2 separate regions of the Homo sapiens genome follow, and region 2 is linked to region 1. A link is an interaction called in ENCODE POLR2A ChIA-PET data of the cell type or tissue named here. Cell type or tissue: HepG2. All regions are shown on one strand.

Region 1 (5,000 bases):
GTGGATTATTTGACATCATGCAGAAAAATATAACCAGTTTATTGCTGGAATTTTTTTTTTTTTCTTTTTTTTTTTTTTTGAGACAGAGTCTTGCTCTGTCGCCCAGGCTAGAGTGCAGTGGCGCAATCTCGACTCACTGCAAGCTCCGCCTCCCAGGTTCATGCCATTCTCCTGCCTCAGCCTCCCGAGTAGCTGGGACTACAGGCACCCGCCACCACGTCCGGCTAATTTTTTTGTATTTTTTAGTAGAGGCGGGGTTTCACCGTGTTAGCCAGGATGGTCTGGATCTCCTGACCTCGTGATCCGCCTGCCTTGGCCTCCCAAAGTGCTGGGATTACAGGCGTGAGCCACCGCACTTGGCCTATTGCTGGAATTTTTAATCTTCCCAACTGGTTGGTTGTTTTGGCATCCTGTTGGGTGTCACTAGATGCCATTTAAAACAGATTACTTAAATCTAAATTTTAAGAGGAAATTTAGAATCTGAAATGAGAACCTATAAATAATCTCTTGAGTCTTAACTGGCTGGCCAAACAATAAAATAAACCTATAATAAAATTCTGCACATGAGGCAACTAATCTCTAAATTTAAATAACAGTTGCATTTACCTCCAGCCAGGTGTTTGGAAAGTAAATAATGCGAAGCAGTGATTGAGATAAAATATGGCTTTACATGAAAAATCAGTATTTCCACCTTCCTCTTTTTATATTCAAGTTAAAAGTAGCCCATTGAACTTTTAAAAGTTGAAATATATTTCCAAAAGAAAAAAGATTCATTATTTATTGTTATATTGTTGACATACCAGAGTAACACAGAATAGCTTTTGAAATGCATAGACCATCACAATTCCTTTTAGTGATGAAGGGAAACATTAGCATGCTTTGATTTGGCCATGATGTCCCAGACATTGTTTGTCATTAGCTTAGTAAATGGTTTAAAGATAGAGGAAATGATGAACTTCTACTAAAATTTCAGAGGAGACTTGAAAGTTTAGTTTGATTGCAGTGCAGCCAACTTCATATGTTTTAGTGCTATTTTAAGTTGAAATTTCTCCCCTCCTTTTTTTTTAACAATAAATGTAAATAGCAGAGATTTTAGGCAATTGCCAAGGTGTTTATTTGTTCAGTTAGCCATTTCTACTAAAATCTTTGAGCCGTCCTAGCCTCACCTAGCTTGAAGCTAATATTAACAGCATCTGTAGTTCGTTGCTGTTCAAGACTCAACTATTCCTGAGGCTGTTCACCAAACATGTTACATAAATCATTCCTAGTCCTCACAACAGCCCATTCAGGTCGATATTATCATCTCCATTTAACAATTAAAGAAACAAGTTCAGGAAAGTTAAGATCACACGGCTGGTGAGTATTTGAACCATATTGCTTACCTGATAAAATGTAGTCCATTACTATAAGTCCCCCACAACATGGTTGTAAATTCCATTTCACCTAAAATAGTAGCAGGGCTGACAGTCCAACTTCAGCAAAGTTCCTGCATAACATATTTCATCTTGAATAAGTAATGGCATCTTTTTAACCCTTAAGCATTTGATAAGGTTCTTTTGTTGAAATTAATTATTGATAAGAATGGTCGCATGAAAGGATACAGAAAGAGAGATGTTGTGAAAGTTACCCCAGATCATTTAATTTAGTAACAGTAGTTAGCAAAAAATATATATATATTTTTTTTCTTTCTCTAACCTGGATTCTCTCTTGTTCATACTACTCCCAGTTCCTAACCCAGTGCCCCACATTCTAAGCAGCCTTGAAATATCTGCCGAAAGACTGAATACAGAAACGAATAAGTGCATGAAGGAATAAACACATAAATAAACAACAATACTTATATAGGTGTTAGTTATTCTTAAAGTTCTATTATTTGGTGACATGGATTAACATGTCCTTTGAAATTTGAATCCAGGTGGTAAAACCTAGAATAACAAGCTAGTCTATTATACAGATGCTGTTTCTGTCACCCCAAGAAATACTATAAAGTGGCTTCAATGTATTATTATAAATTAAATATGATCGCTTTTTTGCTCTTTGGACAGAAAATGACTAAAAGATGAAAGTGTGTAAGCACACACAGTGGTGTCTGATAAACCTTTGTTGGATTGAGTGGAATATTTCACAGCAATGGCAATAGGTACTTGTAACCAAACTCTCAAATATTGTGTGACAGTTGTTCTGATTAGCTCTATCTCACCATTAATATTTATTGAAGCAAAATCCATCATGGAGAATTCATAATACCTTTTGCATCTGAAATTTAATGGCATATTTTTATGTGAAGCATACCAGTCTCCTAAGCTGTGTAGCATTTTTTTATATTCTTTACTTTCTGCTTAGGTATTACTTTTATAATTGAATAATTGGCTATTTTTTCTTGTAGATTTGTTCCCAATCCTCTAGATTTTCCAAGATCACTATGAGTATTATTAAGTAAACAAAATCATGAACCATGGAGAAAAGTGCTTTTAGAAAAGGGTTTTCATGGTCTTGATGAGCTTTATTTTTTTTTTCTGCAATGGCCACACATATTTTAGCTACTGAACAAAATCTGCAAATAAACTCTTTTACTCATTTGTGATTACTGAATAAAATAGAAGTGTACAATGATATAGGCTCTGATGGGAAAATTTTGTAAACACCAGGTGGAGAGGACACAGAGGTGATGCAAACATCTTCCACATTTTCAAATGTCAGCTGTTCTCAAGAGAGGAAGCTTAAATAAACATCATTTATAGTCTTAGCAGATGTTATCGATACGTAACACTTTAATTGTAGTTTTCCAATATCAGTGCTGTTAATAACAGTTCAGAAAAGATCTGAAGTGCTTTGATTTTAATCAGTGGTCATTTAAAAAATAGCTGTGCTAAATGGCGTATGTTTGTCTTTAAATCATCTCCGTTAGACAGATGGTATCTTTGGAATTGTTGTGACATTTCATTGTTGCTGGTGACTGATGACTCATTGTAGGAAAATCCTTGTGTACACAATACGTGAAAATAAGATTGTTTGGTGTTCTTTCCTACAGCTAATTTTCAAACAGAATTTCAACAGATGTGACAATTTTACCAAGATGTTGTCAAAATAAGAGCAACCCACTGACAAATGAAATCTGGCTCATGTTCAGCCCTTTGGTACCATTCTGGTTTGTTCCAAGTATCAGGAGACTTTGTATCAATGTCAGCCCTGATAACTTGATCATTTCAGATGGCACACTGTCAATTTTTTCATCCTTTCTAATGACTCACTTTGCAATCGAGATGCAACACTTCCTGGTTTTTCTTTTCCTCCACCTCCCCCCACTCATGTATTACCAAAGAAACAATGCTTGTAACTGATCTTTAGTTGTTTGGAAATAAAATGAGATCATCTACTAGAAAGACTTTTAGAGGTCATGGAGAAAGATGATCCATGATGAAGGAACTCACAGGGTCCTAAGGAATTTCAGGTTTAGCTGTGAATGTTAGATTGATAACCTTGCATAGTGAAAAAGGTAACTCCTATGACAATTCAGTCATTGCTTCCTTGACTAACGTGGTGGTACTAACCCTGGGAAAATGAGGTCCACACATAATGATATCATGCATTAGTTTAAGTGTAAAAAAAGGCCGTAAAAGGAGCCCATTATTATCAATGGCAACTGGATGAGCAATACTGTTAAAATACTGGGTTTTATTACAGTGAGCTGACACAACAGAATATTCAGAATCACTTAAAGTAGCCCAGCACAAAACCCTTTAATGATGTATCATCCCCTAGGAGGGCTAATCAAAAACAGATAAAAGAGGGGAGACAATAATATTTGTGCACAGTAAATCCTATTTTAAAAGAATAATGGGATCAAGGTGTAACTTTGTTTTTAAGAAGTGGGTAGTGCGTATAGTAAAATGTAACTGTGTTTTCTCTGAATAGCGTATTTTATTCCTGACCAGTCTTCCAGAAGTATCCAGAGGGCAAAAGTGTGACTGAAAGCAATACAGTGAAAATTCTGTTGTTTCTCCTATTTCTGAAGTGACTGGCGTTGTTATCATACTGCATTATTCACCTACTAGAAAGAGAAAATAGCCCAAAGTTTTCCATTTCCATTATGGCTCCAGTAATTCTCATTCTGTTCCGCTGACTTCTACATGGGAATAAAAAATGTTGTAGCATTCTACACATTGCAGAAAATAGCTTACACTCAAAGCCCTTATCAAGAGAAGAAAGTTTTAATACTATTGCTACCATATAAAAAGAGACAGCAGTCATTTAAAAAGATAGTTTTCATTTCATGTTTAATAATTATCTCCTTAATTATTATGTTTTTGTAAATATATAAAGTTAGTAAGTATTTGGGAAACACTATGAGTTTGTTTTTTTTTTTTTTTTTTTTTTTTTTAGCAAGGGAAGTTTGGTAGTTAAAAATAACCACGATTGGGAGGCTGATGCGGGCAGATCACACGGTCAGGAGATTGAGACCATCCTGGCTAACACGGTGAAACCCCCTCTCTACTAAAAATACAAAAAATTAGCCGGGCATGGTGGCAGACGCCTGTAGTCCCAGCTACTCGGGAGGCTGAGGCAGGAGAATGGCATGAACCCGGGAGGTGGAGCTTTCAGTGAGCCGAGATTGCGCCACTGCATTCCAGCCTGGGTGACAGAGCAAGACTCCATCTCAAATAAATAAATAAATAAATAACCACGAATACTTTGCAATTCATTCGGTCAAGAGGAGGAGACTGTTTCTCCCTCTTTTATTTGGGTTGACCTTGTACCTTGCTTTGACCAGCAGGATATGGTAGATGTGATGCCATGGGACTTCTGAGCTGAGGACTTGAGAGAGCTTGTAGCTTCTTTCTGTCTCACCCTCTTAAAACTTGGTCACCAAGAGGTAAACTGAACTAGCCTGCTGGAGAGGCCAGTGGAGAAGAACTGAGGTGTCCTCACTGCCAGTCCGTTATCTGCCAGATATGTGTAGACAGCCTATTTAGAACATTGAGCCCTTGTCAAGCCACCAG
Region 2 (5,000 bases), 340 kb after region 1:
AACCCCATGAGGAAACCATGGTCAAATAGTTTTGGGAAACACTACTGATGTCATCCTCCCTGTCAATGAGTCTGACCACATGTTATCATGATGGAGCCCTTGTGAAGTTACCTAATTTAACTTTAATAGGTGGAATCTATGATTTATATAACAGCCATTTGCCCTTAAAATAATATTTTGTGGAAAACATTTAAGAGACATCCATTAGCAGGGTGTGGTTGGCATGCACCTGTGGTCCCAGCTACTCGGGAGGCTGAGGCAAGAGGATAGCCTGAGCCCAGGAGATTGAGGCTGCAGGGTGTTGTGTTTGTGCCATTGCACTCCAGTCTGGGCAACGGAGTGAGACCCCGTCTCTAAAATAAAATTAAAAGATTTTTAAAAGGTTAAAAAAAGAAAGAAAAGAACAAGAAACATCAGACCAGACATTTTTTCTTCAAATTTTCTTATCTAGAAAGCAAAACTTCTGGAAAATACAGATTATGGCATGATAAAATTAACTATCAGGTATGTACTTTTCTAGACACATGGTTCTGTTTTTCTGCCTTACATATTGTACTTTATCATCATAGTGTATCTGTGTGGTAAATAATATTGTTATTCCCATTTGACAGACGAGCAAACTGAGGCTCAGAGAGGACCCTGTAAATGTTGGCATGGCAATAGGCTGTCCTCAGCCTCATCCATCTGCCCACCTATATATACTTGTCCTTGGTAAATGCAATCAGTTTCAGGGCTTTAAGTACCATCTTTAAGCTGATGATCCCAATCTCCATCTCCAGCCATAACCAACTGATCTACTGACTCTCATTGAACCTATGGCCCTATCCATCACATTATTATTTCTCAATTGTTTTTTTCCCTTATTCAAAATGTAAAATGTTGGGATACCCAAGCCACTGAGGAAAAGGCTAACTGGTCTCTTATACTAACCTAGCCATGGCCTTCATGAGCCACAAAACTGTGCCTAACTATACTGCTGCTAGAGCAAACTCAGAAAATTGAGACGGTCCAAATTTTCTGCCCAAAAATTTCCTTTGTCACCCACCTCGTGACTCTCATATTTTAAAAATACTTTTTTCAGGATAACAGATTGCTTGCTTCTTAGTCTGCTCAGGCTGCTATAACACAATGCCATGAACTGGGTGGCTTATGAAAAACAGAAATTTATTTGTCACATTTCTGGAGGCTGGGAAGTCTAAGATCAAGGCTTTAGCAGATTTGATGTCTGGTGAGGACCTGCATGGTGTTTTATAGATGATGGCACCTTCCCACTGTGTCCTCACATGAGACAAGGGTGCTGTCCGGATCATTTGTTGTTGTTTTTTTAATAAGGGCACTAATCCTATTCTTGAGGGTAGAGCCTAATCACCTCCCAAAGGACCTACCTCCTAATTCCATCACATCTGTGATTAGATTTCAACTTATGAATTCTTGGAGGACACAAATATTCAGACACATGTATTAAACATCAAATTATTAATTTTTACTTTGTAAGTCATCTAAGTTATATGATGGATATATGTTAAGGTATATTCTCAGTATAAGACTAATACAAAAGTTTTTTTATCATTTCTAAGCAAAAACAACGGCAAAGTACTCCTTTGTAAACCATTCTCATTAGGTTTTGTAAAATTCTGAAAAATAGCTCTTGATCCCTAGGCTGGGAACTTCTGTAATGGAGGGGTCCTTGCGCCCAGAGCTCCCAAGATGGCCACGGGTGGCTTCCAAGATGGCGACAAGCCTCTTGATCTCTGACCTGGGGTTCTTGGCCTCACAGATTCCAAGGAATGGAATCTTGGGCCATGGGGTGAGTGTTACAGCTCTATTAGAAGCCGTGGGTCACGGAAGAGAACCGTGGAATCCAGCGACTAGTGCTTAGCTGAATTAGGACAAACCGAGGCACTTAGCCGTGCAGGAACAATGGCAAGCCTTTAGCCCCATCTGGAGCGGCAAGGGGCACCTCGCTGGATCAGGAGCACAGTGGACACCCGCGGGATCCGGAGGGGTGGGAGTCAGCAGTGGGTCTGCAACGGCAGCAAACAGCAGTGGTGGATGGTGAGCGAAAGCTCAGCTCCAGCCGTAACAAACACAGACCAGAAGAGTGTGCAGTTGCAAGATTTAATAGAGTGAAAACAGAGCTGCCATACAATGGGAGGGGACCCAAAGAGGGTAGCCCTTGCTGGCTGGAATGCCTGGGTTTATATCCCGATCATTGTCCCTCCCCCTGTGCTCTTAGGCGATAGATGATTGGCTATTTCTTTACCTCCTGTTTTGCCTAATTAGCATTTTAAGCTCTCTTTACTACCTGATCGGGTGTGAGCTAAGTTGCAAGCCTCGTGTTTAAAGGTGGATCCGGTCACCTTCCCAGCTAGGCTTCAGGATTCTTAATCGGCCTAGGAAATCCAGCTAGTCCTGTCTCTCACTTCCACACTAAAGGGTTTCTTTTATGGCACTTCTGTTTTTCTAAGGGTATGATAGGATCTCTGTTTAGGGGCTTTCAAGATGTGAGGTTGTTGTGACAGATTGTTATGTAGGTCTCCACCTGATTATGTGGCCAGGTGTTGTTTCCAAAGTAATTAGAAGTCAGTGTTTTCCTCAGTTTTGGTCACAGACCCAGTGATTTCTGCATGGAAGCTATCTTCAACATCCAAACCTGACCTAAATAACAGAAAGCTACTAGGCTATATTGACTAACCTATGTTCTGTAATAATTAACTCCCTCCAAAAAAAAAAAAAAAAAAAATTCCAGCAAACGTGAGGTTTTTCCATTATGATGAAATATCTCCCTAGAACACTAATATTCTTTCAGGGCATTCGTGTTTCTTTGATTTAACTTAACCCAGTGAGCCACATTTTTCCCAAAGGGTGAATTAAAAAGTCCATTAACTCTTTCAGTACATGGCTTCATGAAATCTCAGCAAGGCCGTTAGTATTGTTTCGCCTTAGGCTTTACATTTTTTAAAAGTCAGCTGTCACTTTCAAAGCAATCCAGAATAGCACACTCAACAGATCCCTGGAGCTTTGGAAATGTTAATGCCCTCCATCAGCAGCGACCTTGCCAGAGGGAAGTGATTTAGGCACTACGGAGAAAAGGGCCCACTATCTTTATCACATCGGTTTACACCATCAGCTTCAGAAATTGTGTGAGAGAAGAATAATCAATAGTGTGTTAAGACCAATCTCGAGGAATGCCAAGACAAAGTACCGCCGCTCTGCAAAATGCTGAGTTGAAGGAGAACTTTTGAATACAACAAAAGAAAAATTAGCTGTAGTGGTAAAACAAAATGAATTGTGTCTCAAGACGGAATTTGTCATTGTGAATGGCACTCAGGAGCTCTCTGCGTACTTCAGTGGAATCACATCATATGCGTGATGAAAAATGGTTGTTTTAGAGTTAGACAACACAGAATGAAATAACAAAACTGGAACGAATGCGTTGCAAGTATACTACATGCAAGTTAAGGATCAGCCCATGTAAATAACCCCAAAAAGTTTACTGAAGGAAAAATATCTAGAAAAATCATCTGCTATGGAGAAATGGAAGAAATAGAATAAAGTTAAACTTCATCAAAGTTTCCTGAAAATGTTACTGCATTTCCTGTAGTTCTAGTAAAGGTATTATCTCTCGATAACCAGCACAGAGTGTAAAGCTTCTAAAAACAGCAAAGGAAGTGTCTCCACACCACCCTGAGTGAAATCACTGTGGAAAAGAACTGGCAGCTCAGTCTCTAAGATCATTACAATACAATGTTTGATTTCCCATAGCAATCTTAATTGTGACATGAACAGCTGTCAACAACAAAATTAGAGGAAGCTGTTATTATATGGATTTCATCCACATTTGCTTGTCCTATTTCTATACCACTGCTCAAGAGAGTGTTTTTAAAGAATTCTTCCAGTAGAGATTTTCATTACTCAAAGGGGAGTTACTGAAATTATTTGGCTTTATGTGCTATACAATGAAATAATTTGTCATGATAACAGGAATCCCAAACGGATGTTTATAGAATGCCAAATTCAAGTATGTAAAAGTGAGATACAATTCATTTAATCCTGAAATCATCCTGTGGAGTAACTATTGCAATCCCTATTTTTAGTACAGTTGATTCTCTTTATTGTAGTTATGTTCTATAAAGTCACTGCAAACATTGACTTAGCAAATACTGAACCGTTGCAGCAATGAGAAATACAAGGTTAGGCTCCTGCAAGCCACTGGGCACAACAGTTTCATCAACCAATCAATATGTAGCCTTGTGTTATGTGTGTTTCTGTGAAAAGACACCTTATTTAATATATATTGTTGATTCATTAACATTGAACTCATAGCACTATAACTCAGGCTTGAAGTTTGTCTAACATACATATTTTTGCTATAAGACACATTACACATCTTGTGGTTAGGAAAGCTTGACAGTACTTCAGCCCGATGCTTGGGGACCATTTTAAACATTGAAATCAACAAGAAAAAGCACAAAAATGTGAAAAACATTGTACTACATAGACCACAAAGAGAACACTTGTTTACAGTCTGAGAGCTGAAATAAGGAGAGTGTCTTCTCCAACCTCAGCTGGGAACATGACTCAGATTTTTTGGCACTGTGTCTCTATGTCCATGAGAGTGCTGTGAGTATTAATTCTGGGGTTACAAATAAATTTTAATGAGTAAGCAAATTTGCAAATATGTATCTACCAATAATAAGATTGACTGTGTATGCTGAAACTATGAGTCAGGGATTATAGTTGGTCACTGTGTATCTGTCTGGGTAATTCTTTCTGTTATATTAGTGGTTATACTTGTTTACATTTCAAAATTAGAGTTTATTGGAGGTAAAAGTTTCATAAGAAATGTGGACACCATTGCATTGCACATTTCTGCTTCATGAATTTAGGAGAAAACTCATTGTATAGCTGTTTTTACTTTTCAATGGTTCTTCCAGGTCTTTCAGGGATGTGGTCAGCCCAAACCTGCTCCAGCCCTCAGATCTGCCCGCTCAGCTCCT

What was found. ChIA-PET counts read pairs that join two places held together with the same protein. Peaks named below come from ENCODE experiments on the same cell type or tissue, not always from the same donor. Only the 100,000 strongest peaks of a DNase experiment are listed, where the experiment ranks them.
Region 2: POLR2A ChIA-PET joins it to region 1 with 5 read pairs; 1 of 35 experiments calls an interaction of 5 or more read pairs at or near these places.

Annotation. Positions count from the first base shown.
Region 1 is chr13:93,960,752-93,965,751 of GRCh38, forward strand. The region is part of intron 3 of GPC6 (glypican 6); the gene reads left to right. Among named protein-coding and RNA genes, the nearest start is that of GPC6-AS2, 100 kb to the left of the region's middle. In HepG2, no CTCF peak of the experiment used is centred here; a DNase peak (open chromatin) is centred at 2,970.
Region 2 is chr13:94,301,043-94,306,042 of GRCh38, forward strand. It overlaps GPC6 (glypican 6), which reads left to right. Exons shown (of 9, transcript NM_005708.5): 6 at 4,938-5,000. Among named protein-coding and RNA genes, the nearest start is that of GPC6-AS1, 120 kb to the left of the region's middle. In HepG2, no CTCF peak of the experiment used is centred here; DNase peaks (open chromatin) are centred at 2,719 and 4,179.